Regions from separate parts of the Homo sapiens genome. Here region 1 is linked to region 2. The links are chromatin contacts, found by Hi-C or POLR2A ChIA-PET in ENCODE. All regions are on one chromosome and are shown on one strand. Each heading gives the region's core, a stretch centred on a gene start or an enhancer-like site at or near the end of the contact. The rest is flanking DNA. Distances are from core to core; before and after follow the strand shown.

Region 1 (4,512 bases), core at 1,996-4,495, 210 kb before region 2:
ACGGAATGTATTGTCTTTTTTATGAAAAAGGTGTCTTAACAGCACTAAGAATATTCCGAATTAAATGTAAATAAAAGTCAGTGTGCTAGAAGACTTACCTCAGAGATGTATTTGGAATGAAAAGGGTTACAAATTAAGCTGATGACGTAACTAAAAAACATATCTTCGGAAACTTTTAGTGTTAATTTAGAAGTCCAATCTTCAGGAAACGTTGAGTCAAATTCAACTTCTGGGCCTGACATTCTGGAGAATCTTACTCAAGGAAAGCATTAGTTTTTAAACAGTCCATGAGACAACAGAGGTATGAAACAGAGATGGAAAATCTAGAATTGAAATGAAACGTAAACTAACTGAGTCAATAAGAATTCAAAGTGAGCCAAACACATATTTCAATAATAACTTCTAATCTAAAGCACAGAAGCGCTAATCAATCAGAACAGATGCCAGCTGGGTAAGGCCATTCAAGTGTCACCAGCTGACTGCATCAGTCCATCCATTGACCTTTAGAGCTATGCTCACCATGGGGAAAATATTTCCAGACCAACTCTCTCCTCTCTCTCCTGCTTATTCAGTCCTTTCAGATTGGGGAAATGATTAGAATGCCTCCACAGTAAATAAGACTTCATAGACTTGAAAGAAGGCTTTTCATTTATTTACACCTCCTTCCACAACAGAAATGTAGGTTTATTATCAAATGATCCCCTGCTTTCTTCTGTCCATACAAGAATCACCAATGTTTTAACTCTCTTTATATATACACCTCGTTAGGCATACTTTTTCTTATTTGTCTTTGAAATCTTCACAAGTCTTTCACATGCTAAAAGGCAGAGTCCAAAAATTTATATGGCTTGTTAACAAACCCTGATTTAAACCAAACTGTTATTTAGTGTGACTACATGAAAGGCACAGCATAAGGCATAGTGGGAATATAAAGATTCTATGAAAGCGCTGCCTTTTCTCACTATGTGTGACTGCCTTTTTCACTATTTGTGACTCCCCCATGGAAGGCAGAGGCTCTCACACACACAAGCACACACATTCACATGCACACAAAAAATTAGACTAGAAGAGAGTCCATTATAAGATCTGTAACAAAGAAGAAAGCATGAGTGACAGAATGGGAAGGTGGAAAATGTGAGTCAAGTTCAGTATTTGCCTTAATTGAATGTGAGATGCCTCCAAGTGATCCAGGTAAAGAAGTCTAACAGGCAGCTAAAAATCTGGGACTGGAACTCAGAAGAGAGGTCAGACCTAGGACATACACATTGGTAAGTTATATGCATGGAGGTAATATTCAGAGTCAAGGAAAACACATGATATCTGAGGAATTTGAGGTAAAAAAAAATATTTAAGGTAAAAAAATTGAGTTTAAAAAAAACAAATATTTGAGCATTTGCCAACATCATGTATTGGGTGATTTCTATGCAGAGGCACTGAGCTTGCTGCAGTTACAGTAATGAACAAGGGAACACAGCCCCTGCTTTTATGAAGATTCCAGCCTAGTGAACTCTAATCAAAGAGAAATATCCCCAGTAATTTTAAGACCACTCCTAAGTAATTTTTATAACACCCATGATTAAGTCTTTCTGCCATTCTCTTGCCTTACCATGGCCTACTCAGCATTTCCTCATCCTCTCTCCCAGATGGGTATCCGGACATAAGCTGTCTCCCTTATATTCACACCATTCAATGCATATGTCCAGTTCTCAGTTTCCTTTGTCAATCAGCATCTTCTGCTCAGCCTTTACATCCAAATCCCTCAATGTTCACTCAGTCCTAGATACATGACTCTACTTTTCCATATCTCTGTTTTCTCTCCAGTAAGCTCATCTACCGCTAGGACTTTAACCTGGATGGCTCCCAAACACATTTCTACCATGACTTATTACTGAGGGCTCCAACCTTACATCTCAACATAGATGCCTAAACCTACATGCCCAAAACTGAGTGCATGGCATTCTACACCTTAGGTGTTTTTTTTTCATAGCAAATGGTGATAGTTTCCCACTTGTGTGAGCCAAAATTCTAGGATTCATCTATACCCCTCTCTATAACCCCCCTTATGATATCCATCGACAAATTCTATTGACTTTATCTTCTAAATCTATCTCAAGCTGTTCACTTCCCTTCACTCTTACAACTACTCTCTGGGCCAAGTTAACCATCATCTCTTGCTCTCACTACAGCAATAGCCACCTATTGGTTTCTCTACATCGACTCACTTTTCTCCAAATATTCCATGCCCTTCCTATAGTGACATATTTGGAGTCCTACTACTGCTTTAATCCAAAAAGCCCTTCTCCTTTGCTGAAATTACCTTTTATTTTTCCCTCTCTAGTTTAATATTAGAGAGTATCTCTCTAGGTCCAACCTTCATGACTCTTCATCTCACATATGAATCCTTCCTCAGTTCTCCAATTAGAATTAATTTATTATTCCATCGCACCCACCATTACCTTGTTCACATTTTGATTACATCTATTATTTCATTTTGCCTCTATGATTAGTTGCTTATTTGTTTCTTTCTCAAGAGCAGGGGCAATGTCTTCATCAACTTAAAATGCTTTACTCCCCCACTTGAGAGCCCAATCCATCATTATAAAGATTGCCTGGGCTCCACAGGCAGTCAAGTCCATTACTACTGGTGACTGCTGCATGGAAAAGATCATCATATTCAGACAAAGAATGGTTAGTACCAGAGTAAGTTCAAGAAGGAAAATTCATACCAGTAGGCATCAGGCAAACTCATTCATCATTCCATAAATAGTTACTGAACAGCTTTATACTCTGTGAGAGGACAATGTCACAGTCACAAACTCTTTAAAGTTTGCTATATCACATATACAGCCCAAGATATTCCTTGGAGCCCTCTAAAACTTGGTAAGAAGTACGCTAATCGATGCCTATGTTAGATCTCATTTATCCCACTAATTTCTAGTTTCTTGCAACCACAGCTTTCTTGTGAGAATACTTATAAAAATTACCAGTTAGAGGTCACAGACTGTGTCATCAAAAAGGGCCTTTCTTCTAATTACTTCATTTTACAGATGAGGAAATTGAGACCCAGATTTTACACACTCCCTGAGGTCACAAAATTGGCCAATGGCACAGCCAAGATCATAGCATGATTTCCCTGAGTCTTGGTCTAGTGAGTTGGGACTCAATGATCTGTGTAAAACAGAAGGGATCATAGGCGTGGATAATTGGAATGGCTGGAATTTTTCATCCACTGGTTGAGGAATGTGACTCACTCCCTCTAAAATAAGAAAATCTGCCATTGGGAGTGGGACCACAGCCCTGAACCAGATGCCACAGAAGAGCCACACCAGGAAGAGCATCCTTGTTCCTCTGGCAGAGCCCTTCTAGTCCTTTTAACAGGAGCCAAACAGCTTGAGGGTGGGTCATTCCCAGGCAGAGACCCCACCTATAATATGGTCAAAAGATATAGCTTATTATTTGAGGCTATCTCAACACCTTTCACAACTATATGCATATATTTGAGTCATTTTCTAAACCCTAAAATGGGAATATCTTATATTTTCTAAAGATTTTGAAAAGCTGAGATGAAAGAACAAAGACAAAAAAAAAAACAAAAACAAGAAAATCATAGCCACAAACATGATTACCACACTGCAGTATTCTGAAGAGCCACTCCCCACCACATTCTTAACATTCCTAAATCAGTACAAACATTTTCTCTACAGTCTTCATGAGAGCAACGGATTTGCTAAAACTGAACCTAGAAAATATTTACATATGCCAAAGTTCCTATTAAATGCTAGGCTTTTAAACTAATGCCCAACAAACATGGTAAAGAATGAGATGAAAGAAAAGGAGAGAGTGAGAAGACACTGATTATACCTCAAACTGTTTCAGGCTACCTCATCCTGTATGCATTCACTAATGAGCTCAGAAGAAAAATTCTGACTATTTCTGCTCTCTGACATTCACATAGCTTACAGAAAACTATTATCAGGAAATATAGCCAAAGAAATAAGCCCTGCTAATGAGTCCAAATTCTCAAAAGCTATTTGCCTATAAGTTCTTCAGAATAGATTTTACCAGAGCCAAAATGTGCTTAAAAGGAAATTTCCTTAAAACCCAGGATCCATTTTTAAGTGTGTGTAAATAAAAATATCCTTTTTATACAATGCAATGTCACTTACTATCATGTCAAACTGGAAAAAAAAATCAGCATTCAATATAGCAGACCAATGATCAAAACGTAACTAACTTTCAGGGAGGGTGGTAAGCATTTAGTTATGCCCCGTCTGGCAAAAATTTTATTTGCTTTATGTTACTTGCAGGCCACAACTTCTCCAGCTCATCTGGTGCATGCAAACACAACAGACACTCCCAGATGAAAATAATATATGGTTTCTCCATTACTTGAAAAACAAAAAAGACTAGTATCTGAGAGCAAGCAATTGATGCTCTATTCCATATTCAATCTTATCACCCCAAATATTTTCTGCCTTGTCATCTATTTTTGAGATTTGAGTTAAGAATGAA
Region 2 (4,413 bases), core at 305-2,804:
ATTTCCTATTTATAAGAGATAATATCTGAGTTTCCTTTTGGATTGCAAATGTTATTACCATGACCTTGTAATCACTCATTGAACAATTCTGAGAGCCCACTATGTGCTGGGCACTTATTTTGAAATTCCTTCCAAATAGTATGACTGAAGCCGGACTTGTCTTTATTTAACCCAGGAGTCCTGCCTCTCCAATCCACTGCATAGCACAGGAAAACATGGACACACATGTGCACACACACACACACACACACACACTTAAATACACTTTATCTCTGCTACCCACCACCTCTATGTCCTGGACATCCCACAGACCTGTTGAAGGGATGCATGGTTAGCAACCTAGAACACCCAGCACGGCACACATCACTGTCTGAGAAGAATGAGAAGGTGGGCCCCGCAGCTATGGGCTCTGCACACCCTGGTGGGATGCATCTAGCTCGAACAAGGACAGGTCTCCCTGGTTGAGTTCTTCAGAGACACCCCCACGATGCATATCATAGCCCTTGTGCGATGGCTCCATTTCAGTGGGCACAAAGCAGCTACTTTATGGGGGAGCTAGCAAAAAAAATCAATCATTTCCATATGTTTTCCAAGTATATTCTCTCAACCAAACATGTCAGACACCTTCCCACTGATATGCTTTTCCAGTTATTACATCATCTGCAAAGTAAATATCTTAATCAGTTAAACTTATTGCAATTGAATATTTAATTCCTGCCACTGTACAATTTAAATAATCTCTTCCAAATAATTTGCTTATGGTCATCAGGCTTACATAAGGCCCTCACAGAATGTGTCTCTGTCAAAGCACAACAACTTCTTTTGCTGATGGCAGGCAGACCATATGTAGAGGGGCATTTCCAGCCCTATCCCAGCATAATATCATAGGTGCTGGAGGTACAGTGGTCAACAGACAAGCAGGCATTTCTTTATGGCAATGTAATGAAAGAGAAGAAAATCTAGAGCGGAGGAAAACACAGTGATTTGATGTATTTTAAGGTGGGCCTTAAAAGAAAGTAAATTTGCCATATTATTCTCAAGAGAGTTATGATTTAAAATGTAGTATTTAAAACAGACTTGCAAATAGAGGGAAAAAAATTCTGCCCCACCTCTGCTGAGTGGTTGACGAAAAGCAGGTTTAAGATCTAGCAGCAAATTGAACTTTAGAAATGATCAGCTGAAGCCCTGTGAAGTCCAGCACCTTTGCTCGTGTCTTCTGTCAGAGAAGGGAATTGTGTGCACTTTATATGGCAAACCAGAGTCTCTTCCTTTTGGTGCAGAGAGTGGGTTTCGCCTCATAGGGAGCTTTTGCTATTCTTTCCTCTGCATTCTCCTAAGGCTTGTGCTCAGAATGGGAGGGCCTCCCCCGGCCTCCCGGTCCCCTTTTCCCACAGCCCTAGATTCTGTGTCCCTTACTTCCTGACAGTGATCAGCCACTAGGTTTCTTGTGTGTCTTTTGTGAAGGCAGGAAACACAGAGGAGGTGCCTTGGAGACGGAGGGCTGCTTTCCCAGTGGCACTGCCTCTGCTCCACCCCTCCTGGCCCCATCTTAGGCACTCTGCCAAGGGCACCGGGGCAGCCGTGTGACTGAACGTGGTCCTCAGACACACAAGAATATCCCTGTTCCCACCCTGGCTACACCAGTATCAGCCTGCTAGAGCCAGTTCTGTTCCCTTAAAACTAGATGTGGAGTCACAAGGGCTCACTGGATGCAGAGATTCTGCAGAATCCACATTTAGACATTTACGACATGCCAGGCACACAAAAAAAGCCAGGATTGCATGCTTCACACTATCTTGTTTAAACTAGTGCTCCCAGCCAAGAGTCTCACAAAAATCGTCAGCTTTTAATTGCTTTGTTTTGCTCTTAGCCATGGTCTCAACTCAAATAATGGAAGTAGGAAGGTATCTGTTAAAAAAATTAGTTTTGCTTGATATAACAGAAACACCCCAGTAATAGTGACTTACACATATAGAAGTTTAACTTTTGCTCACATAAAAAAAAGTTGACATTAACTCAGGCTCTTTGTAGTTCATCTCCCCATTATTTATAGAGTGTGGAATTAAACCAGCTTTCAAGCTTTTTGGTCTCCGGATCCCTTTACCCCCTCAAAAGTCATTAAGGCCTGCAAAGAGCTATTGTTTATGTAAGTTACTATAGTAAAAATTAAAACCGAGAAATTTTTTTACATATTTTCATTTTAAAATACAAATAATAAACCTACTGCATGTTAGCAATAACACGGATTTGTGAAAAATAATTATGTTTTCTAAGACAAAAAAATTAGTGGGAAGAATAACCTTTTTACATTTTTATAAATCCCTATCTGGCTTAATAGAAGACATTTTGAATTTCATATACGCCACTGTATGCAATCTGTTGCAATATATTCATAGTTTTGGTTGAAATTTATGAAGAAAATTCTAGACTTGAAATAGATATATATTTGGAAAAGGGAGGATTCTGTGGGCCTCCTGAGCAAGGCTTTTGTTCTCTGTATCCTCAGCCTATACTTTGAGAATTGCTGTCTTAAATCCCATAGTCTAAAATAGCTGCTGGAGCTCCAGCCATTATATTCATATCCAAGGTATCACGATAGAGGAAAGACTGAAGGAAGAATTGGTACTCTTCGTTTAAAGAGAATTCCTGGAAGGCACACACACAGCATTCCTGCTTACATCTCTGTGGTCAGGGCTTTCACATGGCAACATCAAGCCACAAGGGAAATGTTTTAGTGGGGCAGTGATGTGTTCAGCTAAAACTTTCTTATAAAGAAAGGGAGAACGGCTACTGAGAAGCAATTAGTAGTCTCTGCCACAGGAAGCGCGAGTTAAAAGCATTCCAATGACCATACACTTCATCTGTCGTTTCCATGGCTGCAGATGGTCAAAACACCACAGAGTCCTGAGGAGTTCCCTGGGAAGAAATTATTGTTTACTTTGCCAAATGATTCATCTGTGGTGTTCAAGTGGATTTTAAAGTGTCTACGAGGGGCAGGGTGTGGGATGGGAGTTTAAGGGGCAGGATATGGGGAAAAAGGCAGCAAGATCTGGGCTGATCAGAAGTCCCTCCAAAGAAGTACTGACCAGAACCATGTTGTGAAATGGAAATGAAAAGTCCCAAGAAAAGAAAGGCTCTCCTGGCAAGATGTCACTGCAGCTATACAGACATTCCTCTGTTTCGAGAGACTGACTGACACTCAAAGAATAGCTGTCAAGGACAAAATTTATTGGAAAAAAAGGAAAATGTTTTCTCTCTAACAAGAAGTAAACACCACAGGATTTTCCAGTTAATAAGAAAGTGTTAAGAAACGAACATAACATACTTTCACTCAGCGTTTGCTTTGTGCCGCCAAGATTCTATGCACTTTACATGTATTATTGACTCTTTTGATCCTCACGGCAAACCTAAGGGGAAGATACTATTAGTATCCAATTTTTCTAATAAGAAAATCGAAGCAGAGGGAAGTTAAGTGACCTGTCTGAGATCACCCAGTTGGGAAGGTTGTATTTGGCTCTATAGTCTATATTCTGAAACTACTAAGCTACACTCACTTATATTTTGAAAAGGAGCTTGGAGCCAAGGTTGAAGCCTGAGGAAGTCCATTGGATGAGATAAAACTTTATCACAACATAATTTAGTACTCTTGAAATTTACTGTTAGGCCCTATATTACCTGTAACTGGATATTATAGTTTGTTTGCATGTGCCTTTCAATTTTCCCTGTGTTTAAAAGGAGATATTAGCATTACTAAAAAGTGATATCTCTATATAAGGATTGGTAGTGCATTAAGGAAATCCTCATGTACTTTCTCCTCATTTCTTTCAGTAACCCAAACCTAACGAGGCATACTTCATCACAGCCTGTGGCTTCATATTCACCTTCCATCACTAACCCAGCGGCAGCTACCTAAAACGTGAGCGTGGTGCCTAGCAGGAAGTAATCAGCCTTGTGGGATGTATTTTAATCATCCAAACCTTTCAGCAGAAGGTGCAAATTGGTAGCCTGCGGCTAAAATTTTGCTTATGGACATGCTTTATTTGGTTCATAAAATATAATTTTAGAAAACAGATTTTTTCCTGGCCAAAATTCAAAATCTAGATTTTACCTAAGAATCCAGAGGAGATACTTTGCCTTTTAGATAGGCCATGTTCTCCCTGGTTCAGCTTGGCCCCCAATACTCCAACCTCTTAAAAGTGGCTTTTTCCTGCAAGTATGTTACCTGTCTGTCCCCTGAAGGCATTTGAGTTTGCAGCCTTTTCTTTACAGGTATTAAACTTCAAATCATACTAAACCCTATATTTTATTGTAGCAGAACCTGTTCTGGAATTACTCCACCTGCAATTTCCACTTGAACTAATTATGCTGTCACAGCTTATCCACATGGTGGGTTCTGCAATCAATGGAAACACA

Evidence for each region. Hi-C counts contacts between places; a loop is a spot of excess contacts on that map. ChIA-PET counts read pairs that join two places held with the same protein, here RNA polymerase II (POLR2A). Pooled maps may share reads with other maps.
Region 1: a map of endothelial cell of umbilical vein shows a loop between it and region 2 (7-fold over the local background). The contact joins two enhancer-like sites. A Hi-C loop is called at or near these places in 1 of 168 maps with a recorded cell type or tissue (endothelial cell of umbilical vein) and 2 of 50 pooled maps. POLR2A ChIA-PET finds 5 or more read pairs at or near these places in 2 of 52 experiments (PC-9 and Panc1).

What each region holds. Positions count from the first base shown.
Region 1 is chr2:204,664,189-204,668,700 of GRCh38, reverse strand. The region is part of intron 1 of PARD3B (par-3 family cell polarity regulator beta); the gene reads right to left. Among named protein-coding and RNA genes, the nearest start is that of PARD3B, 120 kb to the right of the region's middle. RefSeq lists an enhancer at 3,406-3,973. Within about 2 kb of position 3,245, at least 4 of the 41 ENCODE cell types and tissues checked have a DNase peak (open chromatin) inside an H3K27ac peak, as active enhancers do.
Region 2 is chr2:204,451,117-204,455,529 of GRCh38, reverse strand. No RefSeq gene overlaps it. Among named protein-coding and RNA genes, the nearest start is that of PARD3B, 92 kb to the left of the region's middle. RefSeq lists enhancers at 996-1,496, 2,402-3,601. Within about 2 kb of position 1,554, at least 16 of the 41 ENCODE cell types and tissues checked have a DNase peak (open chromatin) inside an H3K27ac peak, as active enhancers do.